2 separate regions of the Homo sapiens genome follow, and region 2 is linked to region 1. Evidence: chromatin contacts called from ENCODE Hi-C or POLR2A ChIA-PET data. All regions are on one chromosome and are shown on one strand. The core of a region is the stretch at or near the end of the contact, and the rest is flanking DNA. Distances in the headings are between cores, read along the strand shown.

Region 1 (4,393 bases), core at 1,337-3,836:
ACGATGACCTTTAGACATGACCAGTGCTGGTAGGGCTGAGGCAGCCAGGGCAGAACAGATGGCATATCGTTTTTGGGTTGTGTTCACTCTACGATGCCAACGGCGCCAGGTTTTGGTTGGTGCAAACCTTCGGCCTCCACGACACATGTTTCCAAAAGCACCCTGGCCAGAGCGGTGAGTCCCACCACCTCGAACTCTGGGAATTCGAGCCATAGCTCTGCCAGTACCCCAAGACTCAGCACTGGTCTGATGACCTGCTAATTCACTGGCAGCGTAGGGCTGTCTGTTGTTTTTGCGCAAGTTGGTGTGAACAAAGTTCACAATATCTGGTCGAATAGGAGCCTTGAATACAGCAGGCTAAGTGACATTTTTGCCAGATGACTCCCCCTTTTCGGAGTACACCGATATCATTGGGCGAGCACACGCCATGGCGGAGAGAGGAGACAGCCACGCTCCTCTCAGCCCGGCTGCTGCCACAGGAAAAGCATGTTCTTGTCTTTTCATCTGTTTTGGGTTTCAGTTCTCTTAATCATGATCATTCTGCCTTTTCTAGAATCAAATGTGAATCTCATTAGTAGAAAAGGTAAAAACAAAATAGGAGTCATTAACTTTTGTTTGCTCATTGTCGTCTTTTTAAGTTCACTTTTATTTTCATTTTGAATTTATAATTCTTTTTTTTTTTTTTGAGACAGAGTCTCACTCTGTCACCCAGGCTGGAGTGCAGTGGCGTGATCTTGGCTCACTGCAACCTCTGCCTCCCGGGTTAAAGCAATTCTCCTGCCTCAGCCTCCTGAGTAGCTGGGACTACAGGTGTGCTAATTTTTGTATTTTTAGTAGAGCTGGGGTTTCACCATGTTGGCCAGGCTGGTCTCGAACTCCTGACCTCAGGGGATCCTTCCACCTTGGCCTCCCAAAATGTTGGGATTACAGGCGTGAGCCAGCACATCCGGCCTATAGTTCTTTTTATGCCTGTTTGCAAGCCTCAGCACACAGTGACAATTAGCTTTCCTGACAGTATCCTTAACATTTCACATCATTTTTCATATCTGAAAATATAGTGAAGTGGGCCCATTAATCTGTGCGTTTAAAGCAACAAGGATTTGTATTGAAAACCTCTGATTAAACAAATAATGCATGCTAATGGTAGAAATTTGGAAAAATATAGAAAACTTCAAAGAACAACAGTAATAACCACTGTTGACCTTTTAAACATAATTTCTTAAAATGCTTACTTAATTATACACATTTTAAATTTTTATGCCTATTAATATTTATATATTTAAAGGTACATATATGTCTGTATCTTATTTTTAAAACATTTAAAGTTACTGATTTTATCATTCATATGGCAGCTGGATTTAGGTCAGAAAATGTTGAATATTAATACTTAAAATACCATATATTATTTATTAAAGATTTATGGAGATAGCATTTATGATATGATTTATGGATAAATCATTCCTTTGGTCAAGATGTTTCACCTTTGACTTAAGGCATTTTTGAAGCCTCACAAGTTTCTATTTCTTGATAAATTTATAGACTACTACTCTGAAAATGAAGTATCTTTATTCATTTTAAAGCCTACAATAAACTTATTTTAACTGTAATCACAGTTGCATTTATAGGTACTGGTATTCAAAAGGTAATTTGTCACCATGGAGAATTTGCTTCTTTGTAATTTTTATTTTTTTGATGTCTCCAGCATACTTCAAGATTATTAAACATTCATAATCTTAACCGAAAATATAGGTACATGGTAAACATGGAATCAATATTTTTGAATGCATAATTGTTTCATGAAATATTATAAAGAAGATGAAAAGAGGTAGGTCAGTGGATTTTGTCGATTTGAGTTTTTATTGTTCCTTCAAATAGGCGTTTCAGGAGATGGTCCACAGTTAAGAGAGTAAGTAGGGATAAAGGCACGATTGTAGGCCATTCTTTTTACCTGATTTGAAGTCACATACTTCTAATCACACAACTCCATTCGAAGAAGCTAGCTAATGTTTTCAAAGTTCAAATTAAGATCTGGGTGACAGACCTCTATCCTGGAAAGATCATTTTATGTTATTACTATGCACAAGTAAAGTAATCTAAGTTTTAAAATGGGATTGATGCTCCTAGAAGCAGAAATTATTTTATGTTCTCAACTGCTATATGAATTTTAGAGAAATGACCAGAAGACTAAGATGGCAGTGTTGTATTCATTTTTAAAGATAGGCAAGAAGACGCCAAGTAAAGAGAAGATAGCTTAGAAAGAGCTCAGTGTCAATCAATAAATCTTGTAGCAATAATGCTTACTTTAATTTTTTATTCAATTTTAGTCACATCAAAAACTTTGTGGGGCTAAATTGTCCAAAATCTTTGATTTATTCATATTTATGATATAAAATTTAAAATCTGATCATTATAAAAATCCTCAATTAGTAACATGGGAAAAATTGTATTCTATGATAGAAATCCAAGAATTTAAGGGCCATTTGGCCACATTACCTCCTCCATTCCTCTTTCTCTCTACATTGCATCCTGGGATCTTGGCACAAAACCAAGGTAATTTCCAGAAATTGGCAGTGCCCTGCCAAATGCACAGCTGCTGCTGTCTCCAACTCTTGCCTACTAATTTTGCACAAACCACTTCCTCCTCTTGGGGCCAAGAAACTCAGAAGGTAGGGAAAGTGTTCCTCAAGGGCAGATACGGGAGCACTTCCTGCACCCTTTGCGGATCGGGACCTGTTGTAAGGGCGGCAGTAGCATCACCTCACCTACAGACCTTCCCGGAGTACTTTCTTTTTCTTTTTTCTTTTCTTTTCTTTTCTTTTTTTGTTTTGTTTTGTTTTGTTTGTTTGTTTTTGTTTTGTTTTCGAGGCGGAGTCTCCCTCTATTGCCCAGGCTGAAGTGCAGTGGCAGCATCTCGGTTCACTGCATTCTCCACCTCCTGCCTGGGTTCAAGCAATTCTCCTGCCTCAGCCTCCCGAGTAGCTGGAATTACAGGCGCCTGCCACCATGCCCAGCTAATTTTTTGTAGTTTAGTAGAGATGGGGTTTCACCATGTTGAGCAGGCTGATCTCGAACTCCTGACCTCAGGTGATCTGCCTGCCTCAGCCTCCCAAAGTGCTGGGATTACAGGCATGAGCCACCGCACCTGGCTCCCATAGTACTTTCTTTTGATAAGGGTGCCATTCCAAACTTGCCCTTTATCCCTCCAATGTTCCTTGTCTTTTTCCCTTTGACTCTCAACATTCAAAAATCTTGCCCCACTTCCTTTCTGTCTCCTTCTAATTTATACTAGTTTTGATTTCTTATGAATTGAAAGGACCAAACAATCAGTTCCCATGAGGGTACCTGAGCCAGATTTGCACAGGGAGAGAGGAACTGAGAGGGCAGAAGACAGCCAGAGATAGTGGAACCACCTGTGTTCCCGCAGTTTCCACCTAACAGTCTCTTCACTGTGCAGTGGCAGCGTGTGGGTGTGCATACAAACACAGGTAAAACTTAGGTATTTTTAGCTTCCTACACTCTTCTTAAATGTAGAGTCAGCTCTGATCATATTTGAATATAGCCATGGTGATGATTTTTCTTTCCCTTTGTTCTTGTACCTCTCTATTTCTCTGCCTTTGTTGGGACCCGTTGGACTAGATATTCTTGGTGAGCATGAGGGAAGCCTATTTGACTACACATCTTTATACACCCTTGAGGTTTACCTCACCTCTGCCTACTCTGAGAGCAGTCAGTGGGTAGCCTCCTGCTGGCCTGTGGATAGGCGCAGGGTCACCCCGCTAGGTAGGCACTAGTGTTTCCTTGGGAATAGTTTTAGTGCATCTAGAATAGCACTGGGACTTGCTATTGTTTTTGTCATCAGTGGCCATGATACCACGGCTATTTGTTTCTCTTCAAATAAACAAACAACCATGCTAGTGGAAGGAGCTGGGCTGAGGAAGGAGGACTCATCTCAGCTCTGCCACTGGTCAGATGTTATATTAAGCAAGTCGACAATCTCTCTGAAATTTGATTCTCATATGTGAAATAAGTAGGTTGAACCATATTCCTTGATTGTCCTGTTTTCCCCTGATCTCTTAAATATCAAACGCGTATGATGACTGTGATTAGACTCATTCTCATGCCAATGGGAACAGGTCCACTTTACATTCATCCTTAACCTGTTAGAGATAGGAAAAAAATTACAAAACAAACATGTGTTTTTCTAACTTTCTGTGTATGAGCCCATCCTAACATTATGTATTGGGCAGAAGTTCGGGATAAAAAATTGACAAAGTAGAAATTTACGAGGAATTAATATAAAGTCTGATAGTTTGATTCAAAAAAATAAATCACACAAGTAAGTGTTTGGCTGAAATTCACATATATATTTGGGTATGCAATTCATGTGAGCCAA
Region 2 (4,393 bases), core at 633-3,132, 78 kb after region 1:
CAGACAGGAGAGCCCTAGTTTGGAAGCAAGAGACCTGGGTTAGCATCCCAACCCTGCTACTTTCTGTTTTACGTCCTTGGACTAGTCCCTGAGTCTCTTTCCTTATCTAAAAAGTGAGAGGTTGGTGCTAAACAGTCATTAAGTTCCCCTTTAGCTCTGGGATTTTAGAATCTGTTCTTAAGAGGCAAATGGATTCATTTCCAGGCAAGTTCTAAATGTCTCAAATTGCCTTCCTTTCAAGGACACTGCCTCCCCCACAAACCAAGAACAATTCAGACTTCAAACTGTTCCTGAGGTGCCAAGTAAAACGACTTTTTAGCATTCACTATAAAGCCAATTAGAGATTCTTCAGGAAAGTATATCTATCCCATAGGATAAATGTAACTTTTTTGATAATATGTCAGGCTTGAATCGAACCCTTTCAAAGAGCCTACTATTTAACTCTGCTCTTAATCTGGTCCTCAATGCACTTTGAATCCTGCCCAAGGGTTATAGTAGCAAGGCTATCTTGCCTCTGCCATCTGAACAGTCCTTGAATCCATCACTGATTAATCATGAGCAAACCCTCCTACTTCTCACGAGAGTTTCTCTCGGTATGTCCGACACCCACAGCAGAGCCTTCTTAGCTACAGCAAAAGAATACAGTAACTGAAAACAGCTGCCTTAATAGTCAAATATCAGTAATTCCCTTAACCACGCAATGCTGTACTAGGCACACTTCCATGCACTTTATAAAGAGTATGCAGCACTCACAAAAACCGGCCAGGTAAGTATTGCTCTGCCTCCTGCCTCGACCAGTCGTTCATTAGAAGGGGAAAAGGAGGCCAGGCGCGATGGCTCACGCCTGTAATCCCAACACTTTGGGAGGCTGAGGCAGGCGGATTACCTGAGGTCAGGAGTTCGAGACCAGCCTGGCCAACATAATGAGACCCCCCCCCCGCGTCCCTACTAAAAATACAAAAATTAGCCGGCCGTGGTGGCGCGCGCCTGTAGTCCCAATTACTTGGGAAACTGAGGCAGGTGAATCGCTTGAACCCGGGAGGAGGAGGTTAAAGTGAGCCGAGATCGCGCCACTGCACTCCAGCCTGGGTGACAGAGCAAGACTCCGTCTCAGAAAAAAAAAAAAAAAAGGTAAAAGTAGAGACAACCAGGAAGACGGGCAGAGTCGATAATTAATTCGTGAATAATTTAAAGTTGTCTATGCAATATTTCTCCTGAAGATCTAATGTCTAAAGTCTCAAGGGCAGACCTGACGTAAGTGGGGTGGGGAGGAGGAGAGACAGTTGAAAGTGGACTTGAAGAGGCTGGGGGCCCGCACGGGGGCGAAGGTGGGCTGGAAATGGGGCCCAGGGCTGGGACTGGGAAAGCAACGGCGCGGGCAGGCTCAGCGCCGCGTCTCCCTCGGCAAATCCACCCAACCAAAGGCACCGCGGCGTGACGCCCTGCACACCCTGCAGCCAGCACCACACAGGTCCCAGTCAGGCCCGGAGCCGGGCTCCCATCCACCCTTCTGTCCGAGACCGTGCGGACGCGGGCCCGGATACCAGACCCGGATTCCAGTCCGATAAGTGAACCTCAATTCCCAACGCCTCCGATACCGGAACCCGAATCTCCGAATCTCCGATTCCCAGCCCCGGTCCTCGGACCCGGCTCCCTTCCTCTGACCCGAACCCGGATTCCCGCCACGCACCTGCCTCCAGCCTCCTCGGTGGAGCCCAGTCTCCGCCCGCGGGGCAGTCGCGTCGACAGCAAGTACAAGGCGAAGGTGCAGCCGGCGAAGACCAGAAGGAGGCCGAGAAGCGGGCGCATGTCGGCTCCGCACCCCGGCCCGCGGGGCAGCCGAGAAGCTCACTTGCACTCCGGGACGCAGCGGCGGGCGGACTGAGCCCGCGGAGCACGTTCACTGACGGACCAGGGAGGGGTCCGCGCCGAGACCCGCCTCCGAACCAGGCCCCACCTCCTGAGCCAGGCCCCCGCCCCCGATTCTGACTCCGCCCTCTCTGTCCTTCGGTGGAGACTCCGGGAAAAACCTGCCTCCCAGTCTGCCCTCTCTCCGTCTGTCTGTGCTTGTTTTTCTACGTTTATCCCTGTCGCTTTCCCCACTTATTCTGCAGGCATGGCGCGCCCCCAGTGCCGGCTTGGTGCCAGGGCTGGGAGATCCGGGGGTGAATCGTGAGCCCGGCCCACAGCGAGCTTGCAGTCTAGAGATCAAGGCAGTCTTGTCCACAACCTGCTGTCACATAAAGCAAATGTAGCTGGTGTAGCACCAGGGGCTGCAATCAAGTGCGGTGGGGCGGCAATAGTGACCACGGAAATAATCAGAATTGCTTTTAATTCAGCTCCTACTATATTCCCGCATCCCTGAGCCTCACAATCATCCTCCAAGGTAGGTATTTTTGTCTTTCTCTAACAGATGAAAACTCTGAGTTTCAGAAGAATTAAATGACATCCCCCCAAAAGAGAGACAGTATAAGAATCCAAGTCAACCTGAGTCCAAAACCAGTGGCCCTTAACACTGTGTGGCTTTATGGAGGACATGGAGTTTAAGTTTACCTTCAAGGATGAGCAACACTTTTCTTCAAGCAGAAAAAGAAGGGAATGGGTGAACACGGTCCCAGGTAAGGCACCAGAATCCAGTTTCAGTGAAGCCTAAGGTATATGAGAAATAAGTGAGAATCTGGGGACAAACAAGAGTGCACTGAAGGCAGGCTAAGGAGTTAGATTTTTAATAATGTAGATGAGACACCAACAGAGGTGTTTAAGTAAGAGAATGATTTCGTTCCTGTTTTAGGATGTTCGCTTTGGCAGATGATTAGAATACGTGCTGACTTGATAGCCACAACTGTCCTGATAAGAAAGTACGCCGGCCTGGCTGGGCATGGTGGCTCACGCCTGTAATCCGAGGATTTTGGGAGGCCCAGGCGGGCGGATCACTTGATGTCAGGAGTTCGAGACCAGCCTGTCCAACATGGTGAAACCCCGTCTGTACTAAAAATACAATAATTAGCCGAGCATGATGGCATGTGCCTGTAATCCCAGCTACTCGGGAGGCTGAGGCACGAGAATCGCTTGAACCTGGAAGGCAGAGGTTGCAGTTACTTTCCCGACATTGCACCACTGCACTCCAGCCTTGGCGACAAGAGCGAAATTTTGTCTCAAAAAAGAAAGAAAGAAAGCACTCAGGCCTGACCCAGGACCACAGCAGTGGACATGGAGGGAGGAGGCTGGGGGTAGTTGGATTGGTATGATATGTCACTGAGTAAACGAAGGAAGGGACAGAAAGAGAACTCCAAAGTGTCAAAAGCCTGGACAACAGAGAGAAAGCATCCTTGTCCTATCATTTAAAGCACCTGTTGGGCCAAATAGGGAGCACCTTTCAGAATCCATGTGCACAAGATCTCAGCAATTCTACGTCCAAGAATGTAACCTACATCCAAGAATGTACTGGAATTTAATTCCACATCCAAGAATCCCCATAGGTAGCAAAGATGTATATTTAAGGGTATTCTCTCAGCTTTGTTTTTATGTTAGGAGATTGGGAACAACCTAAATGCCCATCAGCTGGTGACTGGCTAGGTTAACTATTCACAAATGGAATACTAGGTAGCCTCCTAAAAGAGGAAAGCAATTCTACATATCCTGATACAGTGTGGTCACCAGATAGATGGCTAAGATACAAATAAAACAAACAAGTTGCAGTGTTAGAGTATGCTATGTATCACTCCTTTTTAAGGACAAAAAGAGGATATACTTTAACTTTTTAAGATACCAAAGTATTTATTTATTTAAAATTTTTTTCACAGAATTGTTATAGCATGTAGAACCAAAAATTATTTACAAATGAAATTATTCAATGTCTGAGATTTGTGTCAAAATAATGGTATGGGGGTTTAGTGAGTAAGCATGTAGGTAGAACAAGATTGTCCATGAGCTGATAGTTGTTGAAGCTGGGTGATCACCTGGGTGTTTTATACTATTTGGGTGTTAAACTATTTTTTTTTCTATTCTTGTGTATGTGTCAAATTTCCACTTAAGAAAATGGGGGAAAATGGTGTCAGCCCTCCATTCCAGCTGAACACACCATGTTAGTTCATGCCCCATCACACCACTCTTCTAGCCATCTGTCAATCTTCTCTGCCTGGCAAATTTCTACTCTTTCATCAGGACCCAGGATAATTATCACCTTCTCTGAGAGGGCTTTTCCAACCCCTATAGTCAGAATCATTCCTTCTCTATGCTTGGGGCCCCCTGAGAAATGTCTCTAATCCTGTCACAAATACATATTCCAGTGTCATTATCCATCTCCCTAGTAGACAGTGAACATTTCCATCAATGAGACAATGTCTCAACTATCTTCTTTCTGTCTCAACCCTTAACCCTGGCACTTAATACT

What was found. A loop is a pair of places that touch in the nucleus more often than their neighbours do. ChIA-PET counts read pairs that join two places held with the same protein, here RNA polymerase II (POLR2A). Pooled maps may share reads with other maps.
Region 2: a loop to region 1 is called in a pooled map, with 8 times the contacts of the local background. The contact joins the promoter of TMEM41A here to the enhancer-like site in region 1. A Hi-C loop is called at or near these places in 1 of 37 single-sample maps with no recorded cell type and 4 of 50 pooled maps. POLR2A ChIA-PET finds 5 or more read pairs at or near these places in 3 of 52 experiments (H1, RWPE1 and WTC11).

What each region holds. Positions count from the first base shown.
Region 1 is chr3:185,418,350-185,422,742 of GRCh38, forward strand. All of the region lies in intron 1 of MAP3K13 (mitogen-activated protein kinase kinase kinase 13), which reads left to right. It also overlaps the pseudogene RPL4P4. Among named protein-coding and RNA genes, the nearest start is that of MAP3K13, 57 kb to the left of the region's middle. Within about 2 kb of position 2,587, at least 4 of the 41 ENCODE cell types and tissues checked have a DNase peak (open chromatin) inside an H3K27ac peak, as active enhancers do.
Region 2 is chr3:185,497,153-185,501,545 of GRCh38, forward strand. It overlaps TMEM41A (transmembrane protein 41A), which reads right to left and starts at 1,883. Exons shown (of 5, transcript NM_080652.4): 1 at 1,691-1,883. The coding sequence starts at 1,809. TMEM41A-DT (TMEM41A divergent transcript) reads left to right here and starts at 1,997. Exons shown (of 3, transcript XR_924792.3): 1 at 1,997-2,618. RefSeq lists a silencer at 1,865-2,004.